Regions from separate parts of the Homo sapiens genome. Here regions 1 and 3 are each linked to region 2. A link is a contact called in ENCODE Hi-C or POLR2A ChIA-PET data. All regions are on one chromosome and are shown on one strand. Each heading gives the region's core, a stretch centred on a gene start or an enhancer-like site at or near the end of the contact. The rest is flanking DNA. Distances are from core to core; before and after follow the strand shown.

The links. Hi-C counts contacts between places; a loop is a spot of excess contacts on that map. ChIA-PET counts read pairs that join two places held with the same protein, here RNA polymerase II (POLR2A). Pooled maps may share reads with other maps.
Region 1: a map of OCI-LY7 shows a loop between it and region 2 (5-fold over the local background). The contact joins two enhancer-like sites. A Hi-C loop is called at or near these places in 1 of 168 maps with a recorded cell type or tissue (OCI-LY7), 7 of 37 single-sample maps with no recorded cell type and 11 of 50 pooled maps. POLR2A ChIA-PET finds 5 or more read pairs at or near these places in 4 of 52 experiments (AG04450, GM12878, OCI-LY7 and 1 more).
Region 3: a pooled map shows a loop between it and region 2 (7-fold over the local background). The contact joins two enhancer-like sites. A Hi-C loop is called at or near these places in 3 of 37 single-sample maps with no recorded cell type and 10 of 50 pooled maps.

What each region holds. Positions count from the first base shown.
Region 1 is chr10:3,802,226-3,805,437 of GRCh38, forward strand. No RefSeq gene overlaps it. Among named protein-coding and RNA genes, the nearest start is that of KLF6, 19 kb to the left of the region's middle. RefSeq lists enhancers at 1,196-1,507, 1,604-1,915 and a cis regulatory region at 1,275-1,442. Within about 2 kb of position 1,351, at least 10 of the 41 ENCODE cell types and tissues checked have a DNase peak (open chromatin) inside an H3K27ac peak, as active enhancers do.
Region 2 is chr10:3,622,523-3,625,490 of GRCh38, forward strand. All of the region lies in intron 1 of LOC105376360 (a long non-coding RNA gene), which reads left to right. Among named protein-coding and RNA genes, the nearest start is that of LINC02669, 120 kb to the left of the region's middle. Within about 2 kb of position 1,414, at least 7 of the 41 ENCODE cell types and tissues checked have a DNase peak (open chromatin) inside an H3K27ac peak, as active enhancers do.
Region 3 is chr10:3,851,234-3,854,183 of GRCh38, forward strand. No RefSeq gene overlaps it. Among named protein-coding and RNA genes, the nearest start is that of LINC02639, 19 kb to the left of the region's middle. RefSeq lists enhancers at 1-290, 999-2,198. Within about 2 kb of position 1,263, at least 37 of the 41 ENCODE cell types and tissues checked have a DNase peak (open chromatin) inside an H3K27ac peak, as active enhancers do.

The DNA.
Region 1 (3,212 bases), core at 101-2,600, 180 kb after region 2:
TTGTCCTTGAGTTGCCCACAAGTCCTGGGGATCTACCAAAATGTCCCTCTCAACAGCGGTGACTTCCTGGTCTTGGGTGGGGGACAGTGAGCTGGATTGTGTCCCCGAAGTTCCGCTCAACCCCTCCTTTTGACTCGGCACTTGTTCTTCCCACCTGGTCTCAAACATAGACTATCTTCACAGACTTCTCGGCTTGGTTCCCCCTCCCCTAGAAAACGTCTTGGTTGGGAGTGGAGACACATACTCACACAGACCCACAACAGACACAACACACACAAACACACAGAGACACACACAGACACATACACACCCTGACACACACAGAGGCACACATATACATGTTCACACACATACACAGACACACACAAACTTAGAGACACACAGACACATACACACACTAACACATACACAGAGAGGCACACATACACACGTTCATACACATACATAGGCACGACACACACAACAGACACAACACACACATCATACACAGACTTACACAGAGACACACAGACACATACACACACTGACACATACACACGGGCACACACATATATATTCACACACATACACAGACACAACACACACAAAAGACACAACACACACAAACTTACCCACACAGAGACACACAGACACATACACACACTAACACATACACACAGAGGCACACATACACATGTTCGCACATATACATAGACACACACAGACACACACATTCACACACAGAGACACACACAAACACTAATATATACAGACACACAGAGACACACACACACAGACACAAACACACACAGACACAGACACACAGGCACAAACACAAGCACACTCGTTCATACCCAAGAGGGTCTCGTGGCTACTGTGGCCACTAGTTCATGAGATGCTGGAGTTTGTCAGCTGGCTGAAGGCAAATTATACCCTGCATGAGTTATCAGGTTGATAATTGCCATTACTTTTAACGCAAAAACCTCAAATACTTTTGCGCCAACCTAAAAGCTTTAGATTTATTTTCAAATAAAGTATTGTTGTGATTAACAGATTAATAAAAACATGCCAGGTCTTAGTTTTAATGATTAACTTTGGGGACTGAGTAGACAGTAAACATTTGGCTAGAATTTCCTGTCCTCAGATACCGTGCGATTGAAAGAAAATCCGCTTGGTGATGTGCTATTTATAACACTATTTTAAAAGGTTATCTTGTTCAAATGCAGCATGTGCTTAGGAGTTAAATCCCAGAACTGCCTGACCAAGAAAAAAAAAAAAGGTGCTTTAAAGTAGCATGTTGTCATAGTAGTGTGAAAATGTGAAGGTGCGACTGGCCGTATGTGAAATGAACGCATTCCCACAGTGACTCCAGCCTCTGGTGAGAAATCCCGAGTCACTCTCATGAGTCGAGAAGCCCTCACCAGATGGCAGGGCAGAGAGTTGCTTCCTCAGTGCTTTCAGGTAAAATCTTACATGACAGAGCACAAGAAAACACGTTACTCTAAAAAGCAAATTGACGGAATCTGTCATTAAAAAAAAACTAAAATTATACAAGACTCTTCATGTCTCAAGGAAAATAATGGAGAAGAAATGTCAGGCGCTGTGGTTTTTCTGAATAGATTTGAGCACATATGCACCACAAGCCATTTTTTAGGAAAGTCAACTTTTCACACATTTACAGAAATAATTTGCTTCAGATCTGCAAAGAAGGCTTGAAGCCACATGTGTTTTCTAAACTGCCAATCCACGATAATGTCTGGAGTATCTTTTTTTTTTTTTTAAATACCTAAATTAGATCTATGCAGAGTGTGGAAACAGCAGATAACTAGCAATACAGAGTTAGTAGAGGAAAAAAAAGGAACTTTCTTGAAGCGTCTCCCCTCCCCCAGACAAAGTAAAATGACTGTATTGTGCTGTTATCGACAGAGTTGCACGCAGCAAATGCTCGAATCATTTCAGAGATAATGAGACATTATGTTTCTTAGTTCACTATTTAAAAATATAAAACCAACAATTACAGATGGAAACTATTCATTCTGAGATTTATGGAGGGAAAAGCAGAAAAACAAAAAAAAAGTCCATGTCTTTCTAATGGCTGCGTATACTGCAGATAATTGAGCCACAGAAAGGGAGTTGTGTTTACAGAGAGAAGCCAGCGGGCAAGGAAGATGTGCTGTGGGTTTGGGCCTGGTTCTGACACAGTCTCAGCCTCAGGGAGGCCTCTGTGGCTTCTGTGCGTAGAGGCCACAGCCATCACCTCCCTGGGTCTCTGATCTTTCGTGGTCTTGCAATAGTTTCCAGCAGTGGGAGACCCCGTTACAAAATAAACGGTACCTCAGGCAGAGACTGATCTCACTAGGGAAGCCCATGATTGCAAGAAATGTCACACGTCTAACTACGGAGACAGGAAAGCCTTGCTATTTGAATCATTGAAGTCTGGGTGGGTGTACTAGTGAATATCTCATCATAGAATTTAAATGATCTTTCTCTATGTATTTTCAGCACTGTTCAGCAGCACAGGCATTGTTCTGGAGTAGCCCGTGAACTGTAAACAGATTCTCAGTATGCAGCAGGCAAATCGCCTTGGGTGGATACCTGAAACTTTAAGTGTTTTAAGCACTTGTCCTGAGATACATTTTTTAGATTATCAATTTGCACTGTGTAGATGTCAAAGCTTAATAGACAAAGACAAACTTCAGCCCAGCCCTGGTCATAATGAACAAAATTTCTGAAGTTAATAAAATCCTTAAAAAGTACATTATAATGTGTTTAAAAAAATCCATTTTTAGTTAATAGCAGTAATGCTACTATTCAGTGTTATAAACGGTTTTACAACCAGATTCAAACACTAGAATCTATGCCCTTCAAAAACATTAAACATGTATTTACTTTCATTGAAAAATACTCATTTGATTTTATTATATTTGTGAAAACATATTTTGCAGTATTTAAATATTGGCGTATTAACTGATAAATTATCTCCTGGTTCCTAGAAAACGTTCATTAAGATCTCAAAGGCTTTATCTGTATTTTACATGTTTCTCTGAAGAAAATGTATTATTTAGAAAACAAACAGTGTTGCCATGTGATAGGTTTTTTTTCAAATGAGACAACACAACGGAATAAAATATATGATCTGTAGCTGCTGAGGCTGAGTCAGTTCCTGTTTCAATAACAAGAGTGTCATCTGCTAAACTCTAACCAGCACAATTTGTCACCGTGGATGTGGCTTT
Region 2 (2,968 bases), core at 164-2,663:
ATGCCATCTACATGTGTGTAAGGACACTCTATGATGTTCACACAATGACAAAATCACCTAATAGCACATTTCCCAGAACATGTCCCCAACATTAAGCAATGAATGACTGTAGCTGAAAAGGGTAATTTAACAACGGAAAGCAGTGGGTGGCAGTCAAGAGTTCTAAGAAGTCCAAGGTGAAAGTGCTCTGTGAATAGATTGCTGGTCTCCTATTTTGCTTTTTGAGCCCATCTGTGCTGTGCTTTTGGAAAAATGTTGTCAGTCCTAACCTCCAACACTCTCAGTGCATTTGGAGCAATACACTTCTGGTGAACAGAGAAAATACCATATTCTGCAAGTGAGATTTTTTGTCTCCATTCTGTGGTTATTCTTTATCCAACAAAATGAAGTTTTAGAATTTAAGTTAATGAACATTTATTGTGGACCTAGCTTACAGAGTAAAGGGACAGATGAGTAAAAGAGTCTTTGCCCTCAAGAGTTATGAAACCTGAATCACAAGAGAAGTATAAAAAGGGACTACCAGAGAGTTCAGATGAAATGAGGTGCATAATGAATGTGCCTTCAGTGGGGCACAGATGGAGTTATGTGGGAGGGCATGGGGAAACTCTTAATGCAGGAGTTGGCCTTCAGATGATCCTTCAAGTGGGATGGTCATTAGAAGGAGAAGAGATCCCCAAGGATGAGCAATGCCAGTATCTGAGGCCAGATGGCCCGGAAAGGCTGGTGCTAGGGGGAGCAGCAGTCACTCTGTTTGTCAGAGCCCAGGAGCTCTTGTACAGAGGCAATGGCTGCACCAGCTGGTGGAACTACATTGCAGGAAACCTCCAAAGCCACACAGGGTTCATCTGCTTTTCAAAAGGCAAAAAAGGACTGGTGGGAAGTTTCTGAGCCAGAAGGAGACAATATCAGTTATATCTAAACCAAAATATTTTTAACTTGGTGCAAGGTTTCTAGATAAATCAGGGAACTGGATAATGAGTCAGAAAGAGTGCCAGGAGGATGTCAGCATCGCAGAGGTGCTCCCTGCTAACATCACATCCTGCACTCAATTTTTTTTTTCTTTAAATCACTGCTCGGGTTGTGTGGCATGTAATGAGAATGGTAAAATGCTTTGTTCTTATTACTGTAATTTCAATAACAAATATGGAAAGAAACAACGAAATGGCCTACACAATAAAAATAATTGTTAACCCATTTTACTAGCTCTGTGGCTAAATTATATTTTTATAAATTACAGTTCCAGTGGAGGCAAATGTGCTCGCAAGTTCCTTGTTAACAAGGTCACCAGTATAATTTGAATATTTTCCACAGCTGTTGCTCTCACACCTAAAGAGGGAAACAGCTCCAGCTATGTAGGGCAAGTGAACGAGAATGCTAATGAGTCTAACAGATTGGTTCAAAATAGAAGCATAAACCTTCAATTCATGAGGACACAACCGTTACGAAACCAAAGCCGAGGAGCTGGTCTGTGTTGAGGAATTCAACACTGCAACATCGTTCGAATATTTGACATAGTTCTTGACCCAGGCTTGGCAAAATTTGTCCACTATAAATAGAGGAAGGAGGGAAAAGTTTATGAGAGACCATATAATTCCATAAACATGAATTTCACTCTTAGAAGAATCCATAAAGAATACTTTGAAAACATGCTTTGTGAACGCTCTTTCACTGAATTACTGTGTAAAGCGTTTTGGCAGCAGTATCATGTTCTATACAGCAGAGCTAAAATTGCAAATTCACAATGATACAAGTGATATTAGGTAATTAAGACAATAAAGATTTATTTGATGATAAGAATCAATGGCTTGATTTACCAAATCAATTGGTTTACTATTTTGTTTGTTTAAGTGGAGATGAAGTAAACTTCCATCACAGTCCTTAATGATAAATCTTTATTGTTGCTGCTCTTTTCCATTCTATCTGCGTTGAGAAACTAGTTTTTGGAACTCGCTGTAAGAGCTGTAGAATGGGAACAGGCTGAACCACTGAGTAAGAGGGAAACAGGTTTTGCACAAGACGACGTGCAAGTGGAGGATCTGACGTGGTTTGAAAAGCCGTGGGGCTTTGACTAACACACTGAGGCATGGAGGAAATGCCACCAAATTCCTACCAAAGCACACTCTGAACATCGACATTATACTAAAGCGAATAATAAATAAGGGGCAAGAACTTGCAGGCACTGCCCATTTGCATTAAAGTCTGACAAATTCCTGCTCCCAAAGAATTCCTCAGGAAATGCATTGAGATGATGATTCTCAGATCAATTCCCTAGCATTCAGGGGAAAAGTTTTTTAAAATCACAAAATTAAAAAACAATGTCTTTCAATACTCCAGGCACTGATTTGAGATGTTACACTTTTTGAAGCCAGACTCGGTACTTTTTGGTATATTGGGCTCAGAGTCTCACTGGTACTAAGCTTATTTGATGCTTTGGTGTGTTGGGCACAGAGCTTTCCCTGGTATGTAGCTTATTTGTAAGTTTCTATAAATTGTTGCAAGTCAGCTGTAGGAAAAGCAGGCATCTTGAGAAGTCCTGGTAATTATTCCAGAGCACTAGGCTTACATTAAAAAATAAAAAAAAAACTTAGCCCAGAGTGTTGTGAAAAAGACCAATGGAGATTATCATTTAGCTACCTAAGAAGAGTGTAAAGAAAACAAATTATTATCCTAAAATACTAGTGATGATTTACCTAATTAATCTTTGACAGCTTGAAATGTGTCCTCAGCAAACGGTAATGTGGTAGTGTGTGCTCAAGGAACACTAGATTAATGAAGCACAGATATAAAAATTGCATCTGTTAGATTATGTAATTCTCTCTGAGTAATTTTAATTACTGGGTATTTCAGGACCTTCCAAATCTTCTTAGAACAAAAATGTCTTATTTTATTTTTAAGAAAACTTACTTTGAGTTTTCCATCACGCTAAATATTTTACTCATCGAGACCTTTTTTAAATTATAAGACTTTT
Region 3 (2,950 bases), core at 13-2,512, 230 kb after region 2:
AAAGTACAACTTAGTGACAAATTACCCATTATTTGAACGCTACAACTTTCACAGAACAAGTTGGACAATGTGTATAGAAGCAAGTTTCTTAACAAACAAGCTATATTACTTAGGAGTAAGGAAGGGGAATGTGGCATCTCATTTCAGACTCTTAACTTCCTCTTTTGAGTCTGACACATCTTCTATATTTTCTTAAGGCCTCCCAGAAGCAAACAGGCAAGGCTGGAAAAAGGAAGTTAAATAGTGATTTGCTCAATTTGAAAGAAACATAACTTTTTCACATGATACCAAACGTTTCCCAAATGAAACACTCCCTACCCTGCCCCAGCATGCAACTTTCCAACTAAATCTGGCCCAAGTAAGTCGTCTCATCAGCTGGATTAAATATACTTTCTTCATCTTTGGCTGGGTCTTACCAAAATGAGTGATTCAACTTCTTAGGAGAGATTGCTGCAAGGGTTACACCAACAGATAAATATGGGAATTTCTTTCACACTTGCTCGTTTCAGACCAATAGCAGAGCTAGGTAAACAGTGATCTCATCTTCAGTCACACAGTTTTGCTGACATTACAAAGAAAGGTGTCAACACAGATTTAAGGTGGCTGTCAACTTACTGAGTCCATCATTTTGGCTTTTGAGTTTTTCACCATAGAGAGCTAACTGAGAAAAACGAAAAACTTTTTTTTCTACTTTTTTTTTAAACTAGAAAAGCAATGGCTGCTCCTTAAATATATGTAAAGAATAGAAAGAAGAGAGAAAGGTACTAATGTATCCCACCACCTATATGGAAACAGTATTCATATTTCTCCTTGATTCTGAAACATTTATGATCTTTGCAGGGAAATTTTTGGTATGTTTCAGGTAACTGTAGATGAGAGCTCTTTCTTTTCAATCAGTTCTGAGAACTTGATATCTTAAGTGGTTCTTTAAGTCCAAAATATTTCAGTTGAGTTAAACTTTAACCAACCTAGGTGATTAGTGTATATGCTCTAAAACCTTGCGGAACACTTTGTATCAACAAATAACACAAACCCTGAATTCCTGGAGCATGTATTATGTTTATATTCAAACATAACCCTGAAATGTGTTCTTACTCTAAGTATCTCAGACACATTCTTCTTATTTGAAAGCTTCGTGTATTACTCAACAACCTCTAACATATCTCAGCGATGTTAAAGACACATAGAGAAGAAATGACATCATGAAGCTGATTCTGTTCTTTCAGCTTTGTGTTTAGCTAATGCTGAACAGAGCGGTGAGTCATGCAGTCCTGTGACCAGCCAGGCGCTTTTCCAATCAGAGTCTGTTAAGATCTTTGACAACAGTACCTGTAGTTGTTTGAAGAGGAGGTTTCAGTAGTGACCTGTACCCTTGGTAATAACAGGCTTTATAGGTAACAAAATGTGTTCTCTGCCTACTGAATAACAAAACACCAATCATGAGATAACGCTTAGTAAAGCTGACTCATTTCCTCCTTTACAGATGAAAGGAGTTGTCCAAGAAATGACTATCTCAGAGGGAAATTTTCCTTCAGGTCATTACGTGAGTCTCTTTAAAGCATGGCGGACTGTAGCATTAGGTTTTCAGTTATTAGGTATATTAAAAAGTAAATTTTATTATGAAATAATATCATACATTTAAAGCCCGGTCCGGTTTTATCTTGAAATATGTGATAACTCCTGGTTTCAGATGCGATTCAGAAGAAATAGGTTGACTTGTATCATCAGGTGTCCAGAAGATTAAAATTTCTGTTTTATTAAAATGTGGAATTCACGTTTGTTTTCAGCCAAGCAAGGTTTGGTGATTCTGCAGCTGTCACCCTCAGCATCTCTGTAGGACAGCCTCTTGCCCCTCTTCACCCAGGTCTGCAGGAGGGTGGCAGCGTGGCTTGGGAAGGCTGGGTGGCGGGAGCTCAGAGGGGGTGCAGTGTTCCCACCACACAGCGGCGGCTCAACTGCCCAGGCTGTGGGGTTTCCAGCTGTGTCGTGTTGACTTGAACCGACTCAGCAGGCGGTGCCCTCCTGGAGCACCTGAAGCCTCCAGAGAAATATGATGGAAAACCAAGAGGCCTCCACCTCCCTGACTTGCTGCGACCTCCTGGGCTTTGCAGCCAGGCTGCTTTCGTGGATGCAGTCCTCGAAGCTAGTTTGGAAGACATTTATTTTTAAATATACAGGAAGCCAAATACGTTGAGAGAAAAGCCGCCTAATGCATTCCTCTGTTCATCTCCAAAGTCATAGCTGGTTTTCTAGACCCGATTTTCATCAGACTTTCCAAAGACAGAAAGAGTCTCCTCTACATAGGGCTTCCTTCTTTGCCTTCATCTGTAATGCGAGCCTTGCCCTAGGTTGCCTCTCTCTCTCCTTGCTCCGCCTGCTTCGGAATTCTCCTGTCATTTCAACAGTGGTACCAAGCTTTTTGTTGTTAGGAAATCACAAATTCTGAAACACACTCAACTGAGCAGATTTAAAAATAACCTAGGCTTCTCTACTATTTGGGTAAGGCCACTTGCTTGTTTGGGGTTGCTAATGGGAATAAGAGACTATGTGTGATTACCTCTAGAGCCTGCTTGTTTGCTCTGAGGAAAGTTTTATTGAAGAGCCACAGGCTGCGTTCCAGAACACTGGCCAAACACTTTGCACATGTGTGCTGTTGGGTCCTAGCACCGTCCACTCCACTCCTGGGAAAGGAATATGCCCTGGGGACGGAGATCTCCTTGCAGAATGCCTGTGTGGGCTGCATCTAATAAGGTTTTTTAGGAGTGGTTATGGCCCCCTGTTGGGTTCCTAATAAAAGCCCGTTATCATTTTTAGCTTCTGGAAATCCACAGGTCCCTAATTTTGTAAAAGGTGCTTTCCATGCCTTGCAGTCTGTTCTCCCAGGGAAATTTAATCTGAATACTATGTTGCAGGGTGGTGGTTGGGAGGTAATTGCTAATACATTGTGGGC